Regions from separate parts of the Homo sapiens genome. Here region 1 is linked to region 2. The links are chromatin loops, found by intact Hi-C in ENCODE. Cell type or tissue: Calu3. All regions are shown on one strand. Links, peaks and the distances in the headings refer to the core of each region. The heading gives the core; the rest is flanking DNA. Region 1 overlaps DLGAP4 (DLG associated protein 4). Region 2 overlaps CNBD2 (cyclic nucleotide binding domain containing 2).

Evidence for each region. Peaks named below come from ENCODE experiments on the same cell type or tissue, not always from the same donor. Only the 100,000 strongest peaks of a DNase experiment are listed, where the experiment ranks them.
Region 1: a loop joins it to region 2, with 3 times the contacts of the local background. A loop is called at or near these places in 30 of 110 quality-filtered maps.

What each region holds. Positions count from the first base shown.
Region 1 is chr20:36,436,815-36,442,187 of GRCh38, forward strand. DLGAP4 (DLG associated protein 4) reads left to right here. Exons shown (of 13, transcript NM_001365621.2): 5 at 2,940-3,054. Among named protein-coding and RNA genes, the nearest start is that of MYL9, 100 kb to the right of the region's middle. RefSeq lists a silencer at 4,661-4,858. In Calu3, for the core only: a CTCF peak has its summit at 2,819 (motif pointing left); a DNase peak (open chromatin) is centred at 2,807.
Region 2 is chr20:35,992,458-35,997,830 of GRCh38, forward strand. It overlaps CNBD2 (cyclic nucleotide binding domain containing 2), which reads left to right. Exons shown (of 12, transcript NM_001365709.1): 8 at 2,581-2,695. Among named protein-coding and RNA genes, the nearest start is that of CNBD2, 27 kb to the left of the region's middle. In Calu3, for the core only: CTCF peaks have their summits at 418 (motif pointing right), 621 and 2,727 (motif pointing right); DNase peaks (open chromatin) are centred at 454 and 2,734.

The DNA.
Region 1 (5,373 bases), core at 142-5,141, 440 kb after region 2:
CAAAAAAAAAAAAAAGAAAGAAAGAAAAAGAAAAGCCCCGCCCGCGTGGAAGCCCCTCCCAGAGGCTTTTCTCCCCACTTCGGGTGAGTCCCGCCCACTTGTGAGCCCTCCAGGGGAAAACCTCTTTCAGTAAGTACAAGTCCCGCTCACCCGCAAGCCTCGTCCCCTAGGTGAACCCCTCTTAGTTCTGCCCCTACCCCAGGAGTCCCGCCTTCCTCCCATTCGGCTGTTCCCCCGGAGATCCCAGCCCACAGATGAATCCTGTCCCTCAGCTTCAGATCCAGGTGAACTCACTACTATAATGATCCAGGCCCCCTAAGTGAACCCGCCATCAGGTTAGCTCCCTCCATGAGATCCTCAGGTTGGCCCTGCACTCTGATGAATTGACCTCGAAGAGCCCGGCCAATTGGAGAACTACCCCTTGAGCCCCACCCACAGTTCAGCCCTGACCACAGGTGAGCTGCATCCTTTGGTAAACCCCGATCATGAAAGCCACACTCGGGTGATAGGTCCAGGTAAACCCCTCCCACAGGAGCCACATCCCCAGGTAAGTTCCACTCCCAGAGGGGAACTGTCCCACGGGATCTTGGTCTTCAGGTTAGGAGAACCTGCCCTGAGTGAGTGCATCACCTGTAACAGCACTGCCTAGGGAAGGCCAAAGCCCGCTCTACCCTTGCTCCTGTAACTGATCCCTGTGGGGAGTTCCGAGATGGGGGAGGGAGGTGAATCCAGAAGCCAAAGAGTGATAGACAGACTTTTCCTGTCCCAGTGCCTGCCTGGAATTCACCAGCCAAGCCCCATCGTGTTGCTGTAAGGCTTGGAGGAGTTAGAGGGAACAAGCTTCTCCCTAGATCTTCAACTAGGGGGGACAGGAGCCAAGGCTTCATGGAGGAGGTGGCCTGGGAAGACTGAGACAGAGGGAAGAGAACAGGTCAGGTGACACTGGTACCTAGGCAGGAAGAGGGCAGTGTTCTCAGAGCAGCCAGGAGTCTAGTTGACTGGGCAGAAGATAGAGAATGGCCTCCAGGTTGGAATTAAGGACACCACCAGACAATCCCAGGTCTGCCCTTTTCTGAACCTTAGTTTCTCCATCTTTTTTGTGGGGATGTGGGGAACAGGGTCTCGCTATGTCGCCCAGGTTGGAGTGCAATAGTGCAATCATGGTTCACTTGTCGACCTCCTGTGCTCAAGCAGTCCTCCCACCTCAGCATCCCGAGTAGCTGGGACTACCAGCATGGGCCACCATGCCCAGCTAATTTTTTTAAATAATTTTTTGTGACCAGGTGCAGTGGCTCACGCTTGTAATCCCTGCACTTTGGGAGGCCAAGGCAGGCAGATCATTTGAGGTCAGGAGTTTGACACCAGCCTGGTCAACATGGCGAAACCGCATCTCTACTAAAAGTATATAAATTAGCAGATTGTGGCGGTGCATGCCTATAATCCCAGCTACTAGGGAGGCTGAGGCATGAAAATCACTTGAACCCAGGAGGCAGAGGTTGCAGGGAGCTGAGATCGTGCCACTGCACTCCAGCCTGGGTGACAGAGTGAGACTGTCTCAAAAAAAAATATATATATATATATAATATATATGTATGTATATGTATATATTGCTCTCCCCTTGCTCATCAGCCCTCACACTGTCCAGGCTGGCAGTGACTTCCATTTTTCCCTCTGCCACTGGATGACCTTCGCCAGTCTTTTTCCCTCTGGGCCTCAGTTTCCCAATCTGAATAATATATACATATATATGTATATATTGTAAAGATGGGGCCTCACTATGTTGCCCAGAGTGGTGGTGAACTCCTCCGCTCAAGTGACCCTTCTGCTTTGGCCTCCCAAAGTGCTGGGATTATAGGTGTGAGCCACCACGCCTGGTCAGTTTCCCCATCTTTTTTTTTTTTTTTTTTTTTTTGAGACAGAGTCTTGCTCTGTCGCCCAGGCTGGAGTGCAGTGGCACAAACTTGGTTCACTGTAACCTCCACCTCCCGGGTTCAAGCAATTCTCCTGCCTCAGCCTCCCGAGTAGCTGAGCTGACCTCAGGTGAGCTGCCCGCCTCAGCCTCCCAAATTGCTGGGATTACAGGCGTGAGCCACCGCACCTGGCCTAGTTTCCCCATCTTTAAGTGAAGGGGCTGAGCTGGAGGATCTCTAAGACCCCTTCTAGTACGGAGATCCTACAATCCGAGTGACCAGTAGGCATTAAGGTGGGAGAGGCAGGAAGCCTGGGGCTTAAGCCTAGAATTCAAGGGAAGCAATAATAATAACAGTAGTAGTAGTAGCAATAATAGTAACAGCTGCCGTCTGTTAGCACTTGTCCGCTGGCCACTGTGCCTGACCTGATATCCTTTAATCTGCACCACTGAATCCTCACTGCAGCCCCAGCAGGCAGGTAGCATCATCCCCATTTTAGAGATGAGGAAACTGAGACTTAAGTAAGGGGTAATGACTTGCCCAGGGTCACCCAGCTGAGAAAGCTGGATTCCAATCCAAACCCTTCTGTATCAGGGGCCTAAGCTATTGGATGCTTGGATTTTATCCCCAGAATGAGGACTGGGGGATGCCCAGGATCAGGTAGATGTAAGAAAGATTGAAGGGCTGGGGCCGTGGAGATAAGGGGTGAGTCTAGGGGCCTGATAGAAGCCACTCGAACATCGCAGCAGAGCTGATGCCCTTTGGGAGCCCTAGGCTGTGGAACTTGACCCACCTCTGTCGGGCCTCTGGAAATGTCCCAGACTTTCAAGGAGGAAGGAAAGGGGCTGTAGAATTGGGCAGGGCCAGCCTCGGGTTTTAAACAGTCAAATACAAGCTGGTGCTGCCACCCTGCGGCTGCAGCGGGCATCACAGGTGTGGACCACCTGTGCATCACAGATGGTCAAGGCCTCCAAAAGCTGGGTGAACAATGGGTGGGCTGAGCCCTGTCTGCTCCCCACTCCCCACCAGGAGTCTGGACCGCCTGGATTCAGTGGACATGCTGCTGCCCTCCAAGTGTCCGAGCTGGGAAGAGGACTACACCCCCGTCAGCGACAGCCTCAACGACTCCAGCTGCATCAGCCAGGTGAGGGTGGCAGGGAGGCTGGAGAGTCAGGGGGCTTGGGTACTGATTCCCATCTGGGAGGAGGACACACGCCCAGGCCCAGCCCATGCTGAGTGGCCCCCAGATGTCTGCACTGTGCTTCTGTTTGGTCCTTGTTCCTGAAGCCTCCTGTGTGTGTCTCTGCCCCACCAACTGTCCTGTGGCTGGAGAGCACAGTTACGGGGCCTGACCCAGGACCCCACACCACCACTGTAAACACAGGCTGCCAGCGGGGCGCCTGTCACTTCTCATTGGGTTCAGAACCATGAGGATAAGGAACTGGAGACCTAGGTTCGAGTCCCAGTTTTGTCACTTGACAGTATGAACCCAGGATAGTCACCTCCCCTCCCTGAACCTCGGTTTCCTGATTTACCAGAGGAGGGTGAGCATTTCTATCTGGGGGCTGTTGAGAGGAATAAGTGGGATCGTGAAGGCGGTGTGCTCAGCAGAGGGTAGCTGCCTTCCTGGTTATTATTAGCATCTTTTGTGACCTCCAGCAAGTGACTGCTCACTTTGAACCTCTGTGCCACCTACTCAGTGGGCAGTTGTGCTCCCAGGCGCAGCCAGCCCTGCCTGTGTCAGTGAGGAGCATACTGGGCTGAACGTTGAATTTGCATGCCACCCTCTCAACCATCAGCTCCTTGAGCCCTTAACCACCCCCAGAGGTGGCCTTGTTATCCATATCCCCATTTCATAGGTGAGGCAACTGAGGCTCAGAGAGGTGAAGTCATCATGCAGCTAGGAGAAGACAAAGTTGGGCAGGGATCTGGGGCTGTCCAGCCCAGACCTGGACCTCAGCTCCTGCCGTGTACTCGGCACTTTAGGGTTTGCAAAGGGAGAACCAGGCAGGACTAAAAGGCACCCCCCATCGTGTGGATGGGGAGATGAGCCCCCCGAGAAGGCAGACACCTACTGGTAGTAGCAGTTAGGCAGTGGGGCGGCCAGGTGCGGGTCCAGCCTCCTCTCAGCAGGAACAGGCCACTGTGTGCAGGCCCAGGACCACGGCTAGAGGACTGCTTAGAAGGCTTTGGGACCCCGACTCCTCACAACTCCATTATTCCTGGCCTAGCCAAGCTCCTTCCCCAGCCCCTCAGACATGGGGAGGGGTAGAGTGCCGCAGCCCAGGGAGCCCCCTGCCCCTGCCCCCCTCATCCAGACTCCACCAAGTCACACCTGAACAGCCGTCCTCCAATCCATACTCAGTGGCCAGAGGGAGCTGTCAGAGCCACACCCCTGCTCCAGACCCTCCCTTGGCTCCCACCTCCCCCTGAGGGAAAGCCAGAGTCCTTACCTGGACCTGTGAAGCCCTGTAAGACCTAGGCCCTGCCTCCCTGTTGGATCCTGTCCCTTGCCCTGCTCCAGCCATGCCGGCCTCCTTTCTGCTCCTTATATACGAGTGTGCCATGTCATTCTGCTCCAGGCCCTCTGCATTTGCTGTTTCCTCTTCCAGGGGCTCTCTTCTCAAATCTTTGCACAGCTGGCTCCTCCTGGCGTTTCAGGTCTCTGCTCGAATGTCACTTCCTCAGAGAGGCTGCCTGTGATCACTTGTCTAAAGTAGCCTTCCCAGGCGCTGTTCCCTTACCCTGCTGTTCCCTTACCTTATCACTGCCTGGAACTAGAATCATTTGCTTATTTACTTAATGCTGTCTCCCTCTTAAAACTAGGATCTCCTGGGAGCGGAGGCCTTGCTGTCTTGTTCCCTGCAGTGTCCCCAGTACCTGGCACAGTGCCTGGCACAGGGCAGATGCTTAGTAGGTGTTTGCTGAATGGACGGCATCCCTCCCTGTCTCTCCCATCCCACCACGTTTTCTCGTCTCAGTCTTCCTGTCTGTGTCTGTCTCCGTCTGTTTCTCTCTCTCTGTTCTCTCTCCCCTCATTCACATTTTTCTCTGATTCTCTCCAGCGTGTCTCCATCTCCATGTCTCTCTCTGTGTCTGTCTGTCTCTCTACACATCCCATCTCCACCCCCGCCTGGGCCTGGCACCCAGGACACCTTTGTCCTTTAACTACACAAAAAGGCTTATTAATCGGCCAGGCTGGGGGCCGCAGCAGGTCTCACCCACCACCCGCTGCCCAGTCCCAGTTCTCTCCTAGTCCAGGATCCTCTGACCCCTCACAGCCTCAACTCTAGAAGTTTGAGTGACCCAAGCCATATATTTGGCCCCAAAGTCAGAGATATTCTAGCCTGGGGAAGAGCAGGCTCTGGGCTCCATCCCTAATCTGTATCTCCAGGTGGGCTGCCTGCCAGATGAGAGGCAGCAGACAGAGGATCCATGGTCCCAGGGCCCAGACCTAAAGAAG
Region 2 (5,373 bases), core at 49-5,048:
CAGAGATTGATTCATTAACTCTGGAATCTGCATTTGAGCAAGTGCTGTAGGGGATTCTAATGCAGGGGTGCTGAGCCTTCATTCTGAGAAAAATAATGCGGAAGTCACTAAAGGACAGCAAGGTAGGGAGCTCTTGGCCAGAAGATGAATCTGGTTTGTTCCTTACAGTGTTTTATTAAAATCTGATTTAATCATCAATGTGAAGATTTTATATAAAAATTCTGATTTCTGGCTTTTGAGAATTCAGAGGATCAGGCAACAACAAGCCATATTTTGGTACAGCACCCCCTCCCCCACCCCCCGACCCTGGTTGGAAATGAAAAGCACCAGCCCCCTCTAAAGGACTGCTCTTTTCTCTCTTTTTTTTTCCTGCCTGGCCAGCGTTTTTTGAGTGTTCATCTCTGGGAGGGAGATCAAGCTGTCCCGACTCCTGTAGTTTACTCATATTACCACTAGAGGGCAAAATCAGCTGCGGGTGGCTGGACACCCCTGGGACCTCAGAAAGCTAGAGAAGATTTCCTGATGGCATCGAAAACTTAATGCACACTTTCAACTCATTTCTAACAGTTTATCACTGGGGGACACATAGTGGAACTGTTCTCTCCATAGATGCAATTAAAGACCTACTAAATACTTGAGGAAACCGGGCTCATGTTGTTTCTCTGGCACCTGCAGTTCCCCTATAGCTCAAAAAAAAGAAAAAAAAAAGTATGCAGTAAAGATTTCAAATCTAAACTTTACAGCTTCATAAATTTTTATATATGTATACACCTGAGTGATCATTACCCAAATCAAGATAAAAAACATTTCCACTACTCCAGAAGGCTCTCCTGTGCTCCTTCCTAGACAAAATCCCCCCACAAAGCTTAATACTCTTAAGACTTATGTCACCACAGGTTACTTTTGCATGTTTTTGAACTTCATATAAATGGAATCATACAGTGTGTATTCCTTGTTTCTGACTTCTTTTGCTCAACTGAATATTTGTTATTTTTAATTTTATAAATTATGGTGTGCATAGAATAATATGTGACCATTAAACATGATACTATAGAACCATATTGTTTGGCATGAAAAGAGGTATTTGATATATTATTGAGTTTCTTAAAAAGTTACAAGAGTCTGTTTTATGTAAATGAATTCGTTGATGAAAAATTGTAGATATACATCTTATATGTTCATAGAGAAAAGTTTGAAATAATATTCACTAATATGTTACTACTAGTTATTTCTGAGTGTCAGGATTAATGTAGTTTTTATCTCTATGTTTTTATGTCTGGTTTGAATATTTTTAAACTTTCAATTTTGGAATAATTTTAAATTTATAAAAAAATTATAAGAACAGTACAAAGAACTCCTGTAGCTGGAACTACAGGCATGCACCACCATGCCCAGCTAATTCAGCTAATCTTTTTTTTTTTTTTTTTTTTTTTGGAGACAGAATTTCACTCTTCTTGCCCAGGCTGGAGTGCAATGGCATGATCTTGGCTCATGGCAACCTCCGCCTCCTGGGTTCAAGTGATTCGATTCTCCTGCCTCAGCCTCCTGAGTAGCTGGGATTACAGGCATGCGCCACCATGCCCGGCTAATTTTGTTTTTTTTTGTTTGTTTGTTTTGTTTTGTTTGAGCCAGAGTTTTGCTCTTGTTGCCCAGGCTGCAGTGCAATGATGCGATCTTGGCTCACTGCAACCTCTGCCTCCTGGGTTCAAGCGATTCTCCTGCCTCAGCCTCCCGAATAGCTGGGATTACAGGCATGTGCCACCACACCCGGCTAATTTTGTATTTTTAGTAGGGACGGGGTTTATCCATATTGGTCAGGCTGGTCTCGAACTCCCGACCTCAGGTGATCTGCCTGCCTCAGCCTCCCAAAGTGCTAGGATTACAGGCGTGAGCCACAAGGCCGGCTTAATTTTTGTATTTTTAGTAGAGACAAAATAATTTTGTGTTGCCATGTTGGCCAGGCTGGTCTTGAACTCCTGGGCTCAAGTGATCTTCCCACATCAGCCTCCCAAAGTGCTGGGATTACAGTCCGTGAGCCACCGTGCCTGGCTTATATTTAGTTCTTATGCTTCTTCAGTTACTTGAACTTCGTATGGTGAGTAAATAACATTTTCATTTAAAAAAAAAAAAAGAAAAAAAAAAAGCACCAGGCTGGGCGTGGTGGCTCACACCTGTAATCCCAGCACTTTGGGAGGTCGAGGCAGGCAGATTGCTTGAGGTCAGGAGTTCGAGACCAGCCTGGCCAACATGGTGAAACCCCGTCTCTACTAAAAATACAAAAATTAGCCGGGCATGGTGGCACATGTCTATAATCCCAGCTACTCAGGAGGCTGAGGCAGGAGAATCGCTTGAACTCAGGAGGCAGAGGTTGCAGTGAGCCGAGATTGCCCCATTGCTCTCCAGCGTGGGTGACAAAGTGAGACTCCATCTCAAAAAAAAGAAAAAAGAACCTGAAACCACTTGCATTAAGCAAATAAAACAAAATGGGATAAGATGCAATTAAGAGAGATTTTCTTCAAAGCCTGGCCTACCTGGAGCCTTAGGGGTTAACCCTTTTCCTATGTCCCTTGCTGTGTTCAGGGCAGCTGTGAAGTCCTGCGGCTGTTGGACCTTGGGGCCTCCCCTTCCTACCGTAGATGGATCTGGCAGCACCTGGAGCTGATAGATGGCAGACCTCTGAAGACCCACCTGAGTGGTAAGCTGCCTTGGCCTGTCTGACAGCAGGGGGCGCCTGGGCCTGTCCTGTTTCCAGTTCCCAGCACATAGAGCCTTAGAAATCTAGTCAGCCAGCCTGACAGCGTATATCATCTGCACCCTTCTACCAGCGGTGGAAACCCAGTCTGCAAGGCCCTGCCCTCCTTTCCAGCCTTTTTTTTTTATTGAGCCTTTTCCCTTTTGCTGTTTAGGTTCTCCCACGTGACCATCAACTCCTTGCCTCACATATCCCCCACCCTTTTTTTCACCCAGCTCTCTTCTGCTTTTTAAAATTTATTTATTTATTTGTTCATTCTGTCTCTGGATTTGCCTGTGATGGACTTTTCATATAAATAGCATCATACATTATTTGGCTTTTTGCATCTGACTTCCTTCACTGAGCACCATGTTTTCAAGGTCTATTTATGTTGTAGCAGATATCATTTCTTCATTCTGTTTTATGGCTGAATAATATTCTAATGTATGCATATACCACATTTTTTTTGTCCACTTATCAGTTGGTGAACATTTGGATTGTTTTCACTTTTTGGCTGTTTTGAATAATGTTGCTATGAACATTTGTATGCAAGTTTTTGTGTGAACATATTTTTCAGTTCTCTTGGGTATTACCTATATGCCTAGGAGTGGAATTTCTGGGTCATATGGTATCTTAGTCAGTTTTCTATTTCTATAACTGAATATCTGAGACTGGGTAACTTATAAAGAAAAGAAATTTATTTCTTATAGTTCTGGAGGCTAGGGAATCTGAGGTCGAGGGGCTGCATCTGGTGAAGGACTTCTTGCTGGTGGGGACTCTTCAGAGTCCCGGGGCAGCAAAGGGCATCACATGGAGAGGGAGCACTTCTGTCTTTGAGATCTTAGACTACACATTCTTCCTTGAAGAAGTCTTCCTGGTTTCTCATGCTGGACCAGATCTTCCATCCTCTGCTATATGCCATTCTAGTACCCTTCAAGTACCATTCAAGTACTCTTCTGTGTTATATAACCCCACTGAAATCATACAACTGAGTCTGAAATGCTTATTAAACATCTGTTTCCCTTGCTAGAATATAAGCTCTATGAAGGCTTTGCATTCCCAGGGCTTCGTATTATGCCTGGCATCTAGCAGGTGCTCAGAAGTGAATTACAGAGTTAATGGATAAACATATTTTGGCTGCTGTGTGTGGTTTGGACACATCCTAGGCTGTGAATGTATGCGCACTCTCCACAGCCTTATCCCAACTCAGTAACAAGTATGAATAACAGTGATCATTTATTGAATTCTAATTGTATGTTTATTATATTGGGCTTGACTGTTTATACATATTGCATAATTCTCATAATAGCTCTCTTTTTGTTTTTTTTTTTTTTTTGGAGACAGAGTCTCACTCTGTTGCCCAGGCTGGAGTGCAGTGGTGCAGTCTCAGCTCACTGCAACCTCTGCCTCCCAGGTTCAGGCAATTCTCCTGCCTCAGCATCCCGAGCAGCTGGGATTACGGGCACATGCCACCATGCCCGGCCAATTTTTGTTTTTTTAGTACAGATGGGATTTCACTGTGTTGGCCAGGCTGGTCTCGAACTCCTGACCTTAAGTGATCCGACTGCCTCGGCCTCCCAGAGTGTTGGGATTACAGGCATGAGCCACCGCACCTGGCCTAATAACTCTTTAAGAAGGTACGATTGTACCATCTGACACATGAGGAAACTGGCTCATAGGGCAAATAAGTAGCAATGTAGGACTGTAGAGTTGGGATTCTAACCCAGGCACAACTGGTTCCAAAGCCCAGACTTTCTTCTCTTCATAAATATCTCCAGCCTTCTTCATTCTCCATTTCCTGTTGTTGGACATAGACGTTGTCAAGTAGCAGCCTCTAGAACTGGCCAGGGTGATAACCAGGCTTGCTGATTCTAGGGTAGTATTGTTTCCATTCACAGCTCTGTAATGGCATTTTTATTTATTTTTTTCCCCTTCCATCCTCTGCAGATCTTTTTGTGTCACCCACTTGGGTCAAGGACCCCAGCCCTCAACAGATATTTGCAGTGGCTCAGATGTCTTATCTCTTACCTCCTGCTCAGTACTGGCATGCTTCCCCCCACTTCCCTTGAGATTGTAATCTGTGTATCCTGGGGCCTCCTCCCCAAGGATTGCCTTATAGATATAGCAGTCCTCCTGAGATTAGAACTGAGGCCAACACAGGGTGGCGAGGAGAAGGGCGGAAAAAGGAGAGGTTGGAGCTGAACAGAGCTGGGTTTGAGTCCCATTTATTAGCTGGGTAGCTTTGGTGAGTACTCAAAGTCTCTGGGCCTGGTTTCTTCATATCTACCTTGGGTAGTGTCATGGTTAGCAGCATAGGCTTGGAGTCCACTGCTTCTGTTTGAATACAGGGTCCTTCTCTTATTAGTGATGTGATACTGGGCAAGTGGGCCCTATGTCTAAGTGCACCAGTGCCCTCAGAGTCTGTAAAATGTAAATAATGGTCCGTACCTCGTAGGATTGTAATGACATTAAGCAAATTAATATATAAAAACTCTTAGAACACTACCTGGCTGCATAGGCAGATGGCAGATGTTTGTTATCATTACCACAACAGGCTGCTAGGAAGGCAGAGTGAGATGATGTATGCATGAGGCCTTATAAGTACTCAGTAAATGTTTCTTCTCATGTCAATTCTTGTTTGT